2 separate regions of the Homo sapiens genome follow, and region 2 is linked to region 1. A link is an interaction called in ENCODE POLR2A ChIA-PET data of the cell type or tissue named here. Cell type or tissue: OCI-LY7. All regions are shown on one strand. Each heading gives the region's core, and the rest is flanking DNA. Links, peaks and the distances in the headings are about the cores only.

Region 1 (6,024 bases), core at 199-4,198:
ACCCCAACAGGAGCAGTACAGGTTCCTGTACCACACGGTGGCTCAGATGTTCTGCTCCACACTCCAGAATGCCAGCCCCCACTACCAGAACATCAAAGAGGTACAGAGGCTCCTTTCCCACTCTCCTGTCCACCATCAGCACCCTCAGAGACCAGGACCCCGAGCAGGGTCCAGCCCCCGGGACTACTGGGAGCAGGCACTGACTATGACATCCACCTGTGCCCTCCTCCAGGCATCCTTATCAGGCTCTCCCATCTTAAGCTTTCTCCCAGAGCCCCTTGAGAGGCCTGGCCAGCTTCCTCCCTCAGGAGCCTCCCCTCCTGTTTTTCTTCAGAATTGTGCCCCACTCTACGACGATGCCCTCTTCCTCCGGACTCCCCAGGCACTTCTCGCCATACCCCGCCCACCAGGAGGGGTCCTCAGGTACCCGGCTCCATCCCCGGATTCTTCCCTGCCCAATTTCTCAGGCTAACCCCTTCTTCATCCTTGGAACACCAGTCCGTTCCTTGTTCACTTCGCCAAGTGTTCGCTGGCCCTTTCTTCGAATTGAGCTCTGGGAACCCACCCCAAGATGATTCAATTATCCCAAGATGATTCATTTACCCCTTGCCTCTGCCTCTAAGGCTTGCCCTGCCTTCTGAGTTAGGCCTTTCCTGGATCCTCTAATCAAACCTTAATTCAGGTGGCTCACCCCTGTAATCCCAGCACTTCGGGAGGCCAAGGAGGGCGGATCACTTGAGCCCAGCTGGAGACCAGCCTGGTTAACATGGTGAAACCCTGTCTCTACTAAAAATACAAAAATTAGCCAGGCGTGCTGGTGAGAGCCTGTAATCCCAGCTACTCCGGAGGCTGAGGCAGGAGAGTCGCTTGAGCCCGGGAGGTGGAGGTTGCAGTAAGCCGAGATCGCACCACGGCAGTCCAGCCTGGGCGACAGAGCGAGATCCTGTCTCAAAAAAACAACAAAAAAAATTCAGCAAATAATTCTAGACGCCGCCTTCTTGTCAGGCCGCACGTTGGGTGCTGCGGACATGGGATTGAGCCGCCTTCGCAGCGGAGACTTAAGGCCCTTGTCCTTGCGGCCATCCCTTCCTGTCTTCTATGCCACTTCCGCATTCTTTTGTTCAGTAGACGTTGACACAGAAATGACCACCCCTCAAACCAACACTCTGCCCCAAATTACCCTCCAGGCTGACCCCGTTCCTCCTTCATCCCCCTAACTTGCAGGGCGCTAGGGACACAGAAGCGAGGCCTCCAACCCAAGGAGCCCTCCCTCCCATCTAGCGCACCGCCTCGGCGGGAAGGAAGCCCGTGGTTTGCGCGCTGAGCAGCCTCCCCACTCCCGCCCTGCCCAGCGCCGCCGTTTCACTTCCTCCCGGCCCTCCCTGCCTGCAGGAGCATCTCTGTGCCCGGGTCCCCGGGCCACGCCATGGCTGACACCTACGCGGTGGTGCAGAAGCGCGGGGCTCCAGCGGGCGCCGGGAGTGGGACGCAGACGGGGACGGGGACGGGGACGGGGGCGCGCAGCGCGGAGGAGGCGCCGCTCTACAGCAAGGTGACGCCGCGCGCCCAGCGACCCGGGGCGCACGCGGAGGACGCGAGGGGGACGCTGCCTGGCCGCGGTGAGTCGAGGCTTGCTCCTTCTCAGGGCATCATCCTGCTGTGATCCGCAGGGCGGAACCATCCTGCAGTGGTCCGTCAGGCCCTGGCGGCCGCGGGGACCCCAGCCGCTAGCCTGGCCACGCCCCGACGCTGATGTCCAGGCGTCCCTGGCCACGCCCCGGAAGCGCCCCCTGGCGGTCGCAGTCGCGGTCCAGGGGCAGGGTTCCTGGCAATACTTGTCTTGGCCGCGCCCAAAGGCTGGAGGCCACGTCCGGGGTGTGTGCCTTCTCCCGCCCGGCGCCCTCGGCTCTCCCCTTCGGGCCTCCGGGGAAGCGTCCCCGCTAGGGGTGGGGTCTTGGGACTCCCTGGGGCTTCCGGAGCTGACCCGTGGGGGGTCTGCTGCCCTCAGTTCCTGCTGACCAAAGTCCTGCCGGATCTGGCGCCTACGAGGACGTGGCGGGTGGAGCTCAGACCGGTGGGCTAGGTAAGTCAGGTAGAGCCTGGGTTGCTGGGACTTTGCTGCTTTGAGTGAACCCAGGAGTCTGGGGTTGATGGGGCATGGAGCTTAGTCCTGTGGATGTGGCTGCAGTGAACCAGGAGGACCTGGAGGCGGGGGGATGGCCTTCTTCATGTCTGCCAGCTTCCACACACCTCAGCTTCTCCATGAGACCCACGGCACCCTTCTTCTCCCAGGTTTCAACCTGCGCATTGGGAGGCCGAAGGGTCCCCGGGACCCGCCTGCTGAGTGGACCCGGGTGTAAGTCTAACGCCAGTTCCTGCCTGTTGCCTCTTGTGAGCTCGGACTGCTGATGCCCCGGTGCTGCTGAGCGCCGTGCGCAGAATGGAAACAGTGGGCCTGGATCAAAGTTAAAGTTTCTCAGGGTGGGAAATGTGGGGGCTTTGCCCCAATGACTGTAGCATTCAAGGCTTGAGGCTGGAGGAGGTAGCTAGGGTATAGTGGCTGGTGAGGCTGCACAGAGCAGATTCAAGAAAGAAGATCAGGAAGGGGCATGACCCCTGAGTTATGAAGGGGAGAAGGGACAGATGAGCTTCCGGAGACTGCTCTCCTCACCACACAGCACTAGTCCATCCTCAGCACCTGAGCCTCCCTCACTTGGACACTCAGGGGACCACACAGAGAAGTGGATGGACACTTCGCCATCCAGGCAGAACTAAGCCAGGCATAACCACAGCCAAGCAGATTAACCCCAGGCAGACCGATAAAAAGACCTCCAGATAGGCAGACAGACAGATGGACCACCAACCTGGACAGACAGCCAAAGCTTCAGAGATACAGTCCACAGGTGGACAAAGGGATCCCCAGCCAGAGAGAGAGAGACCAGCCAACAGCTTGATAGACCAGTGCAGCCAGAGAGACCACCAAACAGAGCCCCCAAAAGACAGACATCTCTGCTAGCTGGACAGCCAGGTGGACCCCCTAAGTTAGATTACTAGACAGATATAAACAGATCCCCTGCTGAACAGATACACAGAGTTCTCAGACCCCACCCCCACCCTCAGGTGGGCTGGCTGGCTGACAGACCTTCTGGCCAGACAGACTCCTAACCAACCAGATGGACTGCCAGACAGGCAGACATCAGCCACATGGAATCCTGACATCCCAGCCAGCCGGCCAGACTCTCATCTTGATGTCTTGATGGATGGACCCCAGCTAGTCAGACATGATCCTCCAGATTGACAGACAAGTCCCCCAAATGAGTACACATCTCCAGCTATTCAGACAGATGGACCCCCAGCAAATCAGGACCTATCTAGGCAGACCCCAGCCAGACCCCCGCCAGACAGACTCCCAACCAGACTGACCCCTTACTATTCACACAGCCTGCCGAGTAGCTGGGACTACAGGTCTAATTTTTTTTTTTTTTAAGAAATGAGTTTTTGCCATGTTGCCCAGACTGGTCTTGAACTCCCAACCTCAAGCAATCCTCCTGCCTCAGCCTCCCAAAGTGCTGAGATTACAGGTGTGAGCCACCAGGCTCAGCCCCCTAAGATTTGAAACACTTTAAATGGCCCATGGTAGGGTTCCTGCTAGGATAAAACATTAAGCGGCTGTTAAAAGAAATAAAAGGAGGACACGTCTCTGTGCACTGGTGTGGACAAATCTCCAAGTCACTGCAAAATGGAAAAAGTATAAGATGCTCTTTCCCTGAACCTCAAGGGTCCCGCCCCTCTCACTTTCAGGTCTCTGGACCTCTGACTGACACTGTGCCTGCCCAGGTCCCTGTATGCACTGCCACAGTGCCCTGGGCCCCATGTCCACCCCTGTCCTGCCCTTCTCTGGGATAGGGCTGGCCTTCCTCTGCCTCTGCCTGGCTGCATCCATGGTCGATCTCAAGTGCCTTGGCATGAACTCCACTCTCCTGCAGCCTTCAATCAAGGAATGATGGGGATGTGTACATACCCCACCCCACCCCTTGGCAGGGTGATGCTGAGGTGTGGATTTTTAACAGTTCCCAGACTTTCCCAGGAGGCTTGGGTTTGGGTGCCCACAGTGGGAGCTGGTGTGATATCATACCTTCGCCGGCCGCCTTTCCTTCCTGTTCTCTGTGCCCCTACTCCCACTCTAGAGCTGCCCCGTTTCTCTGTTTTCGTGAAAGAGCTGACCCTGTGCTGCCTCCCACTCTCCCAATGCCCCTGCCACTCCTGTGAGCCTGCTGCTGGTGAGGTCGGTGCTGACCTCTGTGTTGCTGGATAATGAGTCATCTATCTCTGGAGGAGAAGAAAGGCAGGTCCTCCACAGCCCTGATAAAATCTCCAAGTCTCCCAGTTTCGGGTCCCTCTCCTGGGATGCAGACCCACTGCCTGCCCAGCTGGTACGATCCACATGCCCTCTTCTTGGGAATAGGGGCATGGGAAAGTGACTAAAGATACTGTTCTGGCTGCTGTGTTCACTGTGAGTAATAAACTGTCCATTTCTCCGATTCAGAGGTCTGTTTTTCCTTTTTTTCTTCCCCAAAGATGGAGTCTTGCTCTGTCGCCCAGGCTGGAGTACAATGTCGCAATCTTGGCTCACTACAACCTCTGTCTCCGCCTCCCAGGTTCAAGCAATTCTTCTGCCTCAGCCTCTCAAGTAGCTGGGATTAAACGCGTGTACCACTATGCCCAGCTAATATTTGTATTTTTAGTAGAGATGGGGTTTCACCACGTTGGCAAGGCTGGTCTCGAACTCCTGACCTCGTGATCTACCTGCCCCTGCCTCACGAAGTGCTGGGATTACTGGCGTGAGTCACTGCTCCCGGCCTTGGTCTGGTGTTTTATACACATGTGCATGTGATGTGGAGCTGTGCAGGCCACCTTGTCAGCATGCGAGGAGGGTCCAGTCTCTGCGCCTTCTTGGTTTCTGACTTCACACCCAGTAGCCTCACTCCTGGCCCAGCATGGCAAGCACAGTTTCCACTCAGGCATTTGCCCTGGTTATTCTCTCTGCCTTGGATACTTTTCTCCTAGATTCTGCCTCTAATATATTTGAACATTTACCTCTTAATATTGTTTCCTGTCTCTCCTGATCAGAATGTAAGCTGCGTGAGGGCAGGAGTTTTTGTTTGGTTTACAGCTACTGTCCCAGCTCCGAGAACAGTGCTGACACTTAGGAAGTGTGCAGGCTGATTTATCTCACACCATTTACTCCGGGTTTCCTCACTTCTAGTAAAGTATGACACCTTGTCTCAAATATTCTTTTCCTCTTTCCAGACCCATGTCTTTGCTCATGTAGATCACTACTTCAGGCTGACATAAAAACCGTTCTCTTGTTAAGAAAGCTCAGCAATGGGAGAGGCAATCCTCCACCCGTCTCTTGCTCTCCTACAGGTCTTTCCTGGAGGTAGTGGGTTGAATGGTGGCCCCCAAAAAGATAGGTCCAAGTCCTAACTTCTAGAACCTGTGAATGCGACCTTATTTGGAAAAAGGGTCTTTGCAAATGTAATTAAAACACCTGGAGATGAAATCATCCTGTATTTAGGATGGGCCCTAAACCCAATGATGTCTTTATAAGAGAAAAGAGAGAGAGACGCAGAGACAAAGAGAAGAAGGTCATTGAGATGGAGGCAGAGATGGGGATGAAGTGTCTGCAAACCAAGGAATGCCAAAGATTGCCAGCAAACCACCAGGGGCCAGGAGAGAGGCCTGGCCGATTCTCCCTCACAGACAGTAGAGGGAACCACCCTGCTGACCCGTCAGTTTCAGGCTTTGGGACCTCAGAACTGTAAGAGAATAAACATGTTTTGAGCCACACGGTTTATAGTCATTTGTTATGGCAGCCACAGGAAACTCACACACTGGGTATCCAGGAATGCAAGGCCTGGCCGCTCCTGAACTGGGCATCTCAGAGCTGTGTTTGCAATAGGACACTGCAGCAGGTGATGTTTCCTTCTGGATATGCCCTGAGCTCAGGGCTCCTCTTCTGCA
Region 2 (6,024 bases), core at 790-4,789, 460 kb after region 1:
GGGCCAACACACAAGGTGCTTTACCCCTTTGAACCCCAATTTCCTCAGGTGGTGAGAGAAATACAGGTAACTCTGCTCACCTCCGGCTCCCTGTCTGTTCCGTGTGAGTTTCCGTGTGCTGCCAAAAAATGCCTGTGTGCTGCCAGTTGTTGTTTTTAATGGCTCTCCAGGTCTCCCACGGCCCTAGACAGCCTGGATGCTGGGCCACGCAGGAAGTAAGATGGAAAGATGGAAAGAGGGGCAGCAGATGGTAACAGCATGGTGCCCGCACCTCGTCTGGAGTGGGCTACTCTGATCCTCTGGTCCTTTTGGGGACAGCTGGCAGGCAGTGGGGCAAGGGGCACAAACAGTTCTCCTGGAACCGCAGAGCCATAGGCTCTGCTTGCAGCAAGTCCAACTCTCCTGGGGGCTCTGCTGAGACCTTCACGGGCCTGTGGCCCCTGCCTGGCTCCACCTCTTCGGCAGCTCTTCTGTCTATCCTGGCAGGGGAGCCTTCCTTATGTCAAGGCACAAGGTGCCCCTGCCCTGGCTCTGGCGGCTCTTAAAGGAAGCCCATGCCTCTCCCACACGCCATCATTTCAGGATCACCAGTCAGTCTGCAAGTGTGGTGGATGCATTTCCGATTGTCCCAAGTCCCCATGAAAATGTAACTCAAGGCCAGGCACGGTGGCTCACATGTATAATCCCAGCACTTTGGGAGGCCGAGGCGGGCAGATCACTTGAGGTCTGGAGTTCAAAACCAGCTTGGCCAACGTGGTGAAACTCCATCTCTGTTAAAAATACAAAAAAATTAGCTGGGCGTGGTGGTCGATGCCTGTAATCCCAGCTACTCGGGAGGCTGAGGCAGAAGAATTGCTTGAACCTGGGAAATGGAGGTGGCAGTGAGGTGAGATGGTGCCGCTGCACTCCAGCCTGGGCAACAGAGTGAGGCTCCAACAAAAGAAAGAAAGGAAGAAAGGAAGAAAAGAAAGAAACAAAAAGAAGGAAGGAAGGAAGGAAGGAAGGAAGGAAGGAAGGAAGGAAGGAAGGAAGGAAAGAAAGAAAGAAAAGAAAAGAAAAGAAAAGAAAAGAAAAGAAAAGAAAAGAAAAGAAAAGAAAAGAAAAGAAAAGAAAAGAAAAGAAAAGGAGGGAGGGAGGGAATGTAACTTGAAGAGTTGGGGACGAGGCAGTGAAGCCTCTCTCCTGGGCATTGCCTCCTCCTGGGCCCAGCCTAGAGGGAACACCAGTGTCCCTGCGCCTTTCTGTGGCTGACCGCCAGCCACTGCCCCTCGCTGACTGTCGGAGCTGGCTATCTGCAGGCCCTGCCCGCGTGTCAGGGGTCACTTGGTCTGAACTCGGCGCTACATATTCACCCCGGAGAATGCCATCATTAGGGTCAGCCCAGCTTTCTGACCTGAGGAGCTCTTTTAAGATTCTGTTTCCGCCGGGTGTGGTGGCTCATGCCTGTAATCCCAGCACTTTGGGAGGCCGAGGCAGGCGGATCACGAGGTCAGGAGATTGAGACCATCCTGGCTAACACGGTGAAACCCCGTCTCTACTAAAAATTCAAAAAAAAAAATCAGCTGGAGGTGGTGGCGGGCGCCTGTAGTCCCAGCTACTCTGGAGGCTGAGGCAGGAGAATGGCAGGAACCTGGGAGGTGGAGCTTGCAGTGAACCAAGATCATGCCACTGCACTCCAGCCTGGGTGACAGAGGGAGACTCCGTCTCAAAAAAAAAAAAAAAAAAGATTCTGTTTCCAACGTGTCCCTGATTTCTGTCCCCCACCTATGACAGCTGTACAAGCAGGCCGGCTTCCCACCAGGCTAGCTGAAGGCTCATGCCCTCCTCACAACGGCTCCCCTGACTCACCAGCAGTCAGACAGCAACACGTGGGTGGTCCTGGACTTTACATCTTTGGAGCTGGTCAAGGACCAGGGACGCAGGGATCGTCGGCAGAGATTACAGGAGGCCAGAGTCTAGGAGCAAAGCTGCAGGGAGAGGCACCAGCCCCAGCCTCCCTAGTGGGCAGTCTGTCTGGTGAGCTCTGGCTGCTGCCGCTGCCGTAGCCGGCTGGCTGCCTGTTTCCCAGGTCAGCACACCTCCCCCTGCCTATGCCTTACTCCATATTCTTGCAAAAATCCCTTTCCTGCTAGAGTAGCCAGGGGAAGTTTCTGTCTTTTGTGACTCAGGCCCCAGCTGGTAGTGTAGGTCTGTCTATATGTAAGCCTGTGGTCTCTGGGCCAGAGAAGTAAAGCAAGTGGCCCAGGCTGCCCAGCGAGGAAAGCACAAGCCCCTGTAAGTTCCATCGGTCCACCCCGTGCCCACGCTCTCTCTGCCACTTGGAATCTGCTGCGATGTTTTCTGTCCTACCACTCACTTCACTCCCCTATGCTGCTGAACCTGTTTAATTGCCATATGTGACAGACAGGAAGTCGGGGTCATATTTAAACATGGGACGCTCCACTGACTAGAAACTCTATTGTACAAATCCTTCAGCGACTCAAACAGGCCTGCCTTTCTTATTTTTAATAACGGCAAAAGAGAGAGCACACCACAGTGCAGTCAAGTCCTCCTAAAACCATGTTCACCAGAAGGAAAAGACAGACATAAACTACCTTTGATTTATTTCCCCTCGAGCATTGGATGTCACTTCTCTAGGGAGGCTGCGCTGTGGCAGGGATCTGGGCGTGCGGGGACACAGCAGGTGCCTGATGAATGGAGCCATCATGACGGTTATGCTCCAACCTGGGGTCTGATCCTCTGCTAGACGGCGAGCCTGGCCCAGGCCCCATAGCCTGAACCAGGGGTTCTCTAAGTGTGGTCCCAGGGCCAGCAGCTTCAGGGTCACTTGGAAACATGTTAAAATGCAAATTCCCAGGCCCCACCCCAGATCCTGTGAGAGGGGGGCAGCGGTGAGGGGCAGCAGCCTAAGCTCTATGGTGTCCTCCACGTGGTTCTGACTCAGGTCTGAGAACCCAGGTCCAGGGCTGTCCACTGGTCAGAGGAGTCCAGACAACAATGGAACCTGTGGCCAGGGGTTGTGTATTTTCACTGGACCTCCCCCCTCGCCAGGGGATTAGCACTTTAAGCCTTCAGAGAAGAGCGAATTAACTTTTGCTAAGCACCTGTGAGGTTTAATTTCTCACGTACTCTCCATGGCAACCCCACCAGGCGGTCATTCCTCTCGAATGTTAAAGATACGTGTTTAGAGCAGATGATCATGATTACACAACTGGTGTGCAGCACAGCCAGGTGCCCAGATCCGAATCCCACACCCTCCTCCCACCACCATGGGCCTCAGGGACATGCTTCTAGCACAGTCATGGACCCTGAGTGACATAAAGGCTGTGACAGGGGACGCAGGATCTTCAGATGGCCCCACAGTGCCTCCTCTGAGTATCTATCTCCCAAGCTTCTCGCCTGGCCTGGTTGCTGTGAGGGCCTGGGGAGAGGCAGAGACAGGTTGGGTGTACGGAAAATGCACACTCTGCCAGGCACCCCTGACACGCACTGCTGACCAGGCATAGCGTTCAGTGGGGCTAGGACTTGGACGAGGGTGCAGGCTTGAGCAGGGGTGCAAAAAGCCAGTCTGGGCAGATGCTCTCCCTCTGTGGGGCGCCGATCTCAGAAATGGTGGACAGAGCAGGGCTGCAGTATGGTGCACATGGGCCTTGGGGTCTTAGCTTTCGTGGGCCTCTTCCTGCATAAAATAAAATAGTTAAAATTAGAGTTTACAACTGCATTCATATAAAGATGAATATACTCCAGGCTAGATTCATTATTATTTTATTATACTCAGTTTTTTTCTTCTGATTTAAAATAGTGCGGTCCTAGGGCTGGTTAGAGTGTTTCCTGGCAGGCCCTGTCTCCTTAAACCCCTGCAAAGAAAGCAGCGAGGACTTCCCTTTGCCCCTTAGCAGAAAGCTGCGCTCCTTAATGGTTACGGGTGTGACCATTCACTTACATCCTATCTGCAGGACATACCTGGAAAGGTAAGTGGGAGGCAAGAGGGAGCTGGAGGCCAAGACTTCGGTCCCAGATATCCTAGTCCACATTTGTCCCCACCAGGTGTGTGAGTGCCGGCGCGCTGCACAGCCTCCCTGGGCCTCCGTTTCCTCAACTGGTAAACAAGAACGCTGGGCGGACTGAACTCTGAAAGTTCTGGGAGCTTGACAATCAGAACTCTCAGCAGAGAGGCCGCCCCTGCTCTCAGGAGGGCGGAGGCACCTGAGTCTCCAGTGCGGAGGACAGGCCGAAGCGCTGCGTTGGAGATGTGCAAATGCGCAAGAAGCGTGCTGCTTTCTCTCTGAGAAAACACTCCTAGGCTTCAAGGGGGCCCAAGAGCTCGACTGGGCGGGATGATCCCGGCGGCCCCTGGGCCGGGTCTGTGGACGGCTCTGCTGTGTGCCTGTGCGTGCCCAGTCCCGCGGGTGACCAAAGCCCAGGGGCGGGCAGGGCAGGAGCCTGGACCTCACGTGCCTCCAGTGGCCAGGTTTGCGGGGGCGGAGCGTCCGGGCGAGGGCGCGGGGGCGGACCCTAGGGCGGGGCGCGGGGTGGCGTCGGTGGAGCCGGCTCGGCGGCGCGGCTCGTAGTGCTGCGGCCGGGCTCCGGGCGTCCCGGCGGCCACCATGCTCAGCGTCGTGCACTTCCTCCGGAGCTTCTTCAAGGTGAGAGCCGGCGTCCGGGACTTGCGGTCGGGCTCCCGGCGCCCTGCGCGGGTGGGGAGGAGCACAGCCCGCGCTGGCTGCTGCGCCCCGGGCCGTCCCCTGGGCACCCGGTGGGTGGGGACACCCTCGTGGCTCCCCGCCGCTCCCAACTTTCCGACGTGCAGACCGGAGGCGGCGTCCTGCAAAGTGGGGCCGTCTCGAGCGCGGGGAAGGACGGGGCTCCGTTGGGGGCGGTAGGGACGGCGGCCCGGGGCGAGCCCCTGAGAGGGCAAGGGCGAGCGCCTGAGCCGGCCTCCCCGCACCTGGACCGTCCTGGGCGCGCGGGGCACTCGGAGCCGCTGCCTGGACCGGCCTGGGCGCGCAGGGCACTCGGAGCCTCTGCCGCTTGGCGCAGTACCAGCTGTTTTGGGAAGGAGGGCTGGTGCCGGCCCGGTGGGTACGGGAGAAGTGGTTGCTGTTGTTATTCCCCAGGCTGAGAGTACGCGAGGGCGCAGCAGCGGCAAGGGGCTGGAACTGGGGTCGGGGCTGTTGGGCTCCTGCTCGGGGTGCCCCCTCTCTGGCCCGATTTCCGGGCCCGCTCACCATCCGGGACCCACTCAGTTGGGACGCCTCCACCTCGCTGCCCCCACAGGAACCCCAAGATGGGCCGGGGGCTCCGGGGCACTGTCAGGGGTGGCCGGCCACAGGTTGCCAAGCCCGACCTCCCCAGGTGAGCCAGCGGGAGGGCGGTTGCGACGCTGGGTGGTGCTGAGCTCCGATGGGCTCCTACTCCGGGAGCAACTGCATGAAAGGAGAGGCGGGGAAGAGCCACCAGCTGTCAGCTGCAGGTCCAGGGGGAGGCAGACCTGTGTGGGGCTGTCGGGGCGGGAGGGCGGGAGGGCGCCCTACTTGGCTGTGCAGCCATCTTCTCCCGGAGTTGAAGACGGGAGGTTGAGGTCGGAGTTCTGTGGCCCTGAGAGCTCTAGTGAAAGGGGCAGGAAGCCAGGTGACCCAGGGCAGACCTGCAGGAGCCCTGCCCTCAGCCTATCCGCTGGCCTGGCATCAGCTCCCACCCCCAGCGATAACGAAGTGATCGCTGGCATCAAGAGTGGAGAGGGCCGGACAGCCGGGAAGGCAGCCTTTCAGGAACCTGTGCTGGTGAGTGTAGGAGATGGCTTGGAAGAGCTCAGACCCCCTTCAAATGCCGACTCTGTCATTGAGGAGGTGTACAATCTTGGGACAATCACATAACCACCTGGGTCTTTGTTTTGAAAAATGTGGGTGATGTTTCCATGCCCTCCACACCTTTCAGGGTTAGTGTGAAGGTCTTATTAGAAAATGTGAGTGTGGCCCGGCGCGGTGGCTCATGCCTGTAATCTCAGCACTTTGGGAGGCCGAG

Evidence for each region. Peaks named below come from ENCODE experiments on the same cell type or tissue, not always from the same donor. Only the 100,000 strongest peaks of a DNase experiment are listed, where the experiment ranks them.
Region 2: POLR2A ChIA-PET joins it to region 1 with 6 read pairs; 1 of 35 experiments calls an interaction of 5 or more read pairs at or near these places.

What each region holds. Positions count from the first base shown.
Region 1 is chr2:130,370,865-130,376,888 of GRCh38, forward strand. PTPN18 (protein tyrosine phosphatase non-receptor type 18) reads left to right here. Exons shown (of 15, transcript NM_014369.4): 11 at 11-100; 12 at 335-423; 13 at 1,393-1,619; 14 at 2,009-2,083; 15 at 2,293-4,541. The coding sequence ends at 2,360. Among named protein-coding and RNA genes, the nearest start is that of PTPN18, 18 kb to the left of the region's middle. RefSeq lists an enhancer at 966-1,593 and a silencer at 1,320-2,069. In OCI-LY7, for the core only: CTCF peaks have their summits at 1,789 (motif pointing left) and 1,995; DNase peaks (open chromatin) are centred at 1,357, 1,797, 2,137 and 2,347; H3K4me3 peaks cover 4,000 bases; H3K27ac peaks cover 4,000 bases.
Region 2 is chr2:130,832,347-130,838,370 of GRCh38, forward strand. It overlaps ARHGEF4 (Rho guanine nucleotide exchange factor 4), which reads left to right and starts at 4,568. Exons shown (of 14, transcript NM_001367493.1): 1 at 4,568-4,646. The coding sequence starts at 4,608. It overlaps ARHGEF4-AS1 (ARHGEF4 antisense RNA 1), which reads right to left and starts at 4,648. Exons shown (of 2, transcript NR_186036.1): 1 at 3,964-4,648; 2 at 1-770. In OCI-LY7, for the core only: no CTCF peak of the experiment used is centred there; DNase peaks (open chromatin) are centred at 2,415, 3,465, 4,245 and 4,605; H3K4me3 peaks cover 2,638 bases; H3K27ac peaks cover 1,823 bases.